Linked DNA regions of Homo sapiens: region 1 is linked to region 2. A link is a contact called in ENCODE Hi-C or POLR2A ChIA-PET data. All regions are on one chromosome and are shown on one strand. The core of a region is the stretch at or near the end of the contact, and the rest is flanking DNA. Distances in the headings are between cores, read along the strand shown.

The links. Hi-C counts contacts between places; a loop is a spot of excess contacts on that map. ChIA-PET counts read pairs that join two places held with the same protein, here RNA polymerase II (POLR2A). Pooled maps may share reads with other maps.
Region 1: a loop to region 2 is called in a pooled map, with 8 times the contacts of the local background. The contact joins two enhancer-like sites. A Hi-C loop is called at or near these places in 1 of 168 maps with a recorded cell type or tissue (GM12878), 1 of 37 single-sample maps with no recorded cell type and 10 of 50 pooled maps. POLR2A ChIA-PET finds 5 or more read pairs at or near these places in 1 of 52 experiments (activated T-cell).

Annotation. Positions count from the first base shown.
Region 1 is chr2:102,365,370-102,368,637 of GRCh38, forward strand. IL18R1 (interleukin 18 receptor 1) reads left to right here. Exons shown (of 11, transcript NM_003855.5): 3 at 2,456-2,699. Among named protein-coding and RNA genes, the nearest start is that of IL18R1, 11 kb to the left of the region's middle. RefSeq lists an enhancer at 2,376-2,425. Within about 2 kb of position 1,447, at least 4 of the 41 ENCODE cell types and tissues checked have a DNase peak (open chromatin) inside an H3K27ac peak, as active enhancers do.
Region 2 is chr2:102,126,128-102,129,154 of GRCh38, forward strand. It overlaps a transcript of IL1R1 not described here. Among named protein-coding and RNA genes, the nearest start is that of IL1R1, 15 kb to the right of the region's middle. Within about 2 kb of position 1,569, at least 6 of the 41 ENCODE cell types and tissues checked have a DNase peak (open chromatin) inside an H3K27ac peak, as active enhancers do.

The DNA of each region.
Region 1 (3,268 bases), core at 197-2,696, 240 kb after region 2:
TAGTCTCCTTCAACTCCATGTCTCATATCCAGGTCACGCTGCTGCAAGAGGTAGGATCCCATGGCCTTGGGCAGCTATGCTCCTGTGGCTTTGCAGGGTACATCTTTCTTCCTGGTTTCTTTCATGGGCTGGTGTTGAGTTTCTGGGCTTTTTCAAGTGCATGGTGCAAGCTGTCAGTGAATCTATCATCCTGGGGCCTGGAGGATGGTGGCTTTCTTCTCTTAACTCCACTAGCTGTACTCCAGTGGGGACTCTGTATGGGAGCCCCAACACCACATTTCCCTTCCACACTACCCTAGCAAAGATTCTACATGAGGGTTCCACCCCTGCAGCAAACTTTTGCCTGGACATCCAGCATTTCCATACATCCTCTGAAACCTAGGCGTAGGTTCCCAAACCTCAATTCTTGACTTTTGTGCACCTGCAGCCTCAACACCATGTGGAAGCTGCCAAGGTTTGGGGCTTGCACCCTCTGAAGCCACAGCCTGACCTGGTATCTTGGCCTGTTTTAGCAATGGCTGGAGGGGTAGGATGCAGGGCACCAAATCCCTAGGCTGCACACAGAAAGGGACCCTGGGCCCATCCCAGGAAATCATTTTTTCCTCTTAGGCCTCTGGGCCTGTGATGGGAGGGTCTCTCATGAAGATCTCTGACATACCCTAGAGGCATTTTTCCCCTTGTCTTGGCAATTAACATTTGAGTCCTCATTTCTTATGCAAATTTCTGCAACCAGCTTTAATTCCATGCCCCCCATTCCCACGAACATGGATTTTTCTCTCCTACCACATTCTCAAGCTGTGAATTTTCCAAACTCTTATGCTCTGTCACCTCTTGAATGATTTGCTCTTTAGAAATTTCTTCTTCCAGATAATCGTCTCTCAAGTTCAAAGTTCCATAGATCTCTAGGACAAGGGCAAAATGCAACTAATCTCTTTGCTAAACATAACAAGATTCACTTTTGCTCCAGCTCCCCAAAAGTTCCTCATCTCCATCTGAGACCACCTCAGCCTGGACTTTATTGTCCATAACATTATCAGCATTTTGGTTAAAGCCATTTAACAAGTCTTTAGGAAGTTCCAAACTTTTCCATATTTTCTTATCTTCTTCAAACTGTTCCAACTGTTCCAAACTGCCCTCCAAACTGTTCCAACCTCTGCCTGTATGCAGTTCCAAAGTCACTTCCACATTTTGTGTATCTTTACAGTAGCACCCCACTTCTGGTACCAATTTACTTTATTAGTCCATTCTCACACTGCTAATAAAGGCATACCTGAGACCAGGTAATATATAAAGGAGAAAGATTTAATGGACTCAGTTCTGCAGGGCTGGGGAGGCCTCAGGAAACTTACAAAAGGGGGAAAAGCCCCTTACAAAACCATCAGATCTCATGAGAACTCACTCACTATCATGAGAACAGCATGAGGGTGACTGCCCCCATGATTAAATTCAAGATGAGGTTTGGATGGGGACACAGCCAAACCATATCAGAATACTTCTATCACATCACTTCCTCTTTATGTTGTGGTTAACAATTTTGAGTTAAAACCAGACTGCTGCTTTGAGAAACAAACCCTGACTATAGAGAAGGCATTCTGTCCATGTCCTAAGGGAAATGTTTCGTTCAGTTTAAATACTCTCATTCTCAAAATGTGGTAAAAGTGCACCCGAGAGTCACTGGAGGGTAGATTATGAGAAAGACCCATTAATGCTGAACTTGAAGTACCACAAGTGCCGAAAGAGGGGAACGAGCACCTATCCTGGGTAGATGATGGTCAGATATATTTCCAAAGCCAGAGAATCTGGGTCAATTGAGAAAGAGGGAAAGTGACAGATATGCAAATTTGGATTGATATTATATTAATGAATTCTTGATTATCCACATGGTGACCTACAGTAATAATAAATGTACACACACTGTAAGTTACATAGGCACACTTTTAACCATCCCCACACTTACCAGGGAATGTTAGATAGGCAGGGTGAATGCAAGGTGAGTGAGATTTCTGATGGTGCAGAGGAAGAACGCCAAGGTTGCTAGATTTCTTGTTTTCTTTTCTACTGAGACTCCTCAGCAGGGTATATTTTGAGGTAGGTATGGCAGCACCGTGACTTCTGTGGCTTTCCCTATGAAGAAGTTGTAATGTGTAATATTTTCTTCTAAGAGGTGACACAATTATCAGTCTTCTAGCTATGGTTGGTTAAGTTCTGATACCTTCCTGTTGGGGAGAAACTGTCAGAAGTTGTGTTTTCATCTATGTTCTGAAAGTGCCTTATCCTTTCTAGTGTTGGAAAGATTGACGCAAAAATAAAGAACCCACAGGAAATTGACACCGAGATTTCTCAGGACTTTCTTGCTAACCTTGCTTCTTCACCTAATGCATTAGGAGACCAAAAAAAGTTACCTTGTCATTTTGGTTTTTGTTTTTATTTATTTTACTTTACTAATCTTTTGAAGAATCTTGTACTTCACGTCCCCACATTACTGTGGTTGAAGGGGAACCTTTCTATCTGAAACATTGCTCGTGTTCACTTGCACATGAGATTGAAACAACCACCAAAAGCTGGTACAAAAGCAGTGGATCACAGGAACATGTGGAGCTGAACCCAAGGAGTTCCTCGAGAATTGCTTTGCATGATTGTGTTTTGGAGTTTTGGCCAGTTGAGTTGAATGACACAGGATCTTACTTTTTCCAAATGAAGTGAGTAACCCTTTCTTTTCAAAATGTATTTCACAGCCCTCTTGTCCTTTGTTCAGCAACTCAAATATGCAGTAATCTGAAAGGTCAGATAATCACCACATCCTTTTCTTTCCTACTCTTCCTATGACATGAAATACATTCTTTGTTATGGAACAGAATAAGTTTATCTCTCTCTGCTTATTTTCTTAGTGACCTTAATGAAAGGAGATTACTTTGATAGGATTTCCTTTTAGGGGATCCTTACCAATGACAAGTGACGATTGCATGAAAGTCAGTTTTAAAATTCAGCTGCTCCTGTTGTCTACATGCCCCCAGTCAAATGAAATCAGCAGCTCGGACTTCACGATAATATTAATGTGTTGCGAATGGGGCAGTGTCAGCTTCCTGGGTGGCATCCCTGGTGGGGAGCAGGGATGGGGTTGATGCAGAAACACCCTAGTCCAGTCTGCAGGGGCTCACTGGGAGCCAGGTGGCAGTGCTAGTGGAGGAAGTGTGTGTCTGGCAGCCAATCGCAACCCACAGCTGGCGGCAGTGAGAGAGGGCAACACGGAAGGGCTTTGCATTTTACT
Region 2 (3,027 bases), core at 319-2,818:
ACTTAAGCATGATATTAAAAATTTAAATGTATTACCTTAGCTATAATGTAAAGAAGATATAAAAGGTAGTCCATATTCAGTTTCATACATACATGTGTAGACACGACTGAGCTAGAAGACAGAAAGGAGTTGTCAGATGCTTGAGCTATACACAGAGAAGTCTTTAATGCAGCAGCTGCAAATGCAGGCTGAAACAGCTTGTGCCTCGCTGGAGAGCCAAATAACATGAGTGGCATTGCTGTTGGGGATGTGGTTTTCTTCCTCCCATGGTGAAAGATCTTTTATAAACTTACAGAAGAAAATCAAGTTTAACTTGTCCTCAATTGACATGGTAGCTGCTTTTCTGGAAAATTTATACGTATTAAAACTGTGCGAAAAATACTTTGTGTTTATATGACAAACAGAGCTAGGCTTCAGACTCAGATTTTTATCTCCATTGAGGTCTGGTGAGATGTTTGAAAGGTTTTTTTTTTTTTTTAAGGATAGAGGACAATTTGTTGTGCTGTGCTGTTCTAGGTGTTGCAAAATGTCTAGTAGCCCCAACTTCTGCCTGGTAGATGCACACCCAACCAAAAATACTCCCGCTTGTATTTAAAACTCACTTAGGTTATAGCTAATTCCCAGGCACTGTCTGTAGAGATTCTGCTCAGGTAGGGCTCTAGAATGTCCAAGAGGCTGCACAGCTAGGCATGGGAACCACGGATTCAAGCCATCCCTCTCTCTGACTCACCAGATCCCTCTGACATATCTTGGGCCAGTGGCTGTCCAGCCTGGGTTTTAAGGAGCTGGGTTTCAGTGAAGAATGTCAGTAGGTTCAGTTCTCTTCCCAGCCCTTTTAATGCAGAGGCCCCCTTGTCAGCCTAGAAGGCTGTTCTAAGCTCCTGTGCAAACCCCTCTTGTGAACCCTTGGGTGTGGCCATCCTGGAGATGGTTGACTGGTGATCCAGATTTCAGCCTCTCCCTTCTCTGCTTTGCCCAGTGTCATGTTCAGGCCCCCGGCTTTGTCAAAAGAGAGAAACACTTTTCCCTGGGTCTCAATCCTTTGAAGTTCCATTGGGTGAGTCAGCTCCCCACTTAGCTTCAGAAGGATCCAGGACAGGTTGTCCTAAAATTAATACCTGCACATTCATGGACAGTGCATGGTGAGAGGAGGCAAAGATGGCAGAGACAACTATAACTGGTTGTGGAAAAGAGTTGAGGGAGAGAAGAGAAAATATTATTAAATGGAAGAGATTGAAAAATACTGAAATCAAGTGCAAGAACCTTTAATGGGCAGAGTTAAATGACACATTTATTCATCCAATAAATATATAAAATGCATCTACCACCTACTAGGCTTCATTCAAGACAATGATAATACGGCAGTGTATAAAACAGACCAAAACCTACCCTCATGAAGCTTACATTCTAGAGGGGGTAGACAGTTAATTAACAAGAACAAGAAGTAATATATATAGTAAGTCAGATGGTGACACATGCTAGGAAACCCCAGTAGGGACTTCAGGTAAGACAGAGATGTGTGTGTGTGACTGTGTGTGTGTGTGTGTGTGTGTGTGTGTGTGTGTGTGTATCCATGCAACATCCAATGATCTGGGATACCTATTTGGCAACAAGAGAGGAAAATCTCTTTGGCAATAGTGATTTGGATGTTAGTAGTGTAGGAGGAATGAGAAAGCCATACTGCAATTATCAGGACAGGAAATGATTCAAGTTTGGATAGAACTTTTTAACAATGAAAAATGAAGAGAAACAAAACCACTTTCACATGGCAATAATTAAATTTCTGAGTTTACGTAAAGAATCTTATGAAACTTCTCATTCCAACCTTTTGTTTCCTTTAAGTTCTTTATTATCTTTGAGTGTTTAGATTTCAATTCTCGACAGTTCTTCACATATTGAATGAGTTTGCTCTCCTATCACACAGAGATCAAGTTATCTATGCATTTTACACTTGGTTACTTTAGACTTGAGTATTTGTGTCGAAATACCCTCCTTTTTAAATGTGGTTTTGGTTGATGCTTTTGGAATGAGGAATTTATCAGCTGTGGTGACTCGTATATACTCTGTTAGCCAGAAATACTAGCTTACTCTTTACCCGAAAACTCCCTATTCCAAAATGACATCACACTATGAGTTTATGCCTAATGAAGCTCCAGTAACATTTGCTTATTTGCATAGTAGAAATACTGTCAGGTACACGAATTTTCAGTAATTTTCTCAATACCTCTATGGTATTACTGAATAGGTATATCATGCTCATTTTATACGTTCAAAGAGGCTGAGTATATAAATACCCAAATATAATGAATGTTTGGCAGGTAATGATCATCTCTATCATTGACTATGTTTAAATACTTTTTATGTATTAACTTATTCTCTCAACAACCCAATAAGCTGGGGACTATTGATAACATTATTTTGCCATCAAGGGAATTGAGGCATAAGAGAAGTTAAGTAACTTGCTTAGTGCCACACAGATAGTATATTGTAGAGCTGGGATACATTTGGGGCAGTTGGGCTCCATTGCCTATGCTAGTAACCATCATTCTGCACTTCCTCTAGTTCTAAAGAGCAAATCTCAAACTCCTACATGTTTTAGGGTGATTTTTAACTTTACACACAATGGCAGTGGTCAGTGGTAGAACAGTAAAAGGCAGCAATGTGAAGGGGGAAAACGATCAGTTTTGGAGAGTGTGTTGGATCCCGGTTCAGTTATTTTACTCATTGGGTAATCTTGGGCAAGTTCCTTAACTTCTCTAGGATGTCTGTTGCTGTCTACAAAACAAGAGTAGTAGCCAGTGTGGTGGCTCACTCCTGTAATCCCATAGTTTTGGGAGGCTGATACAGGAAGATCACTTGAGGCTGAGAGTTTGTGCCCAGCTTGGGCCACATAGCAAGACCCTGTCTCTAAAGAATAAAAAAGTAAACAATAAATAAGCTGGGTGTGGTGGTCCAGGCCTGTAGTCCCAGCTACTTGGGAGGCTGAGGTGAGAGGAATACTTGAGCCCAGGAGATTGAGGCTGCAGT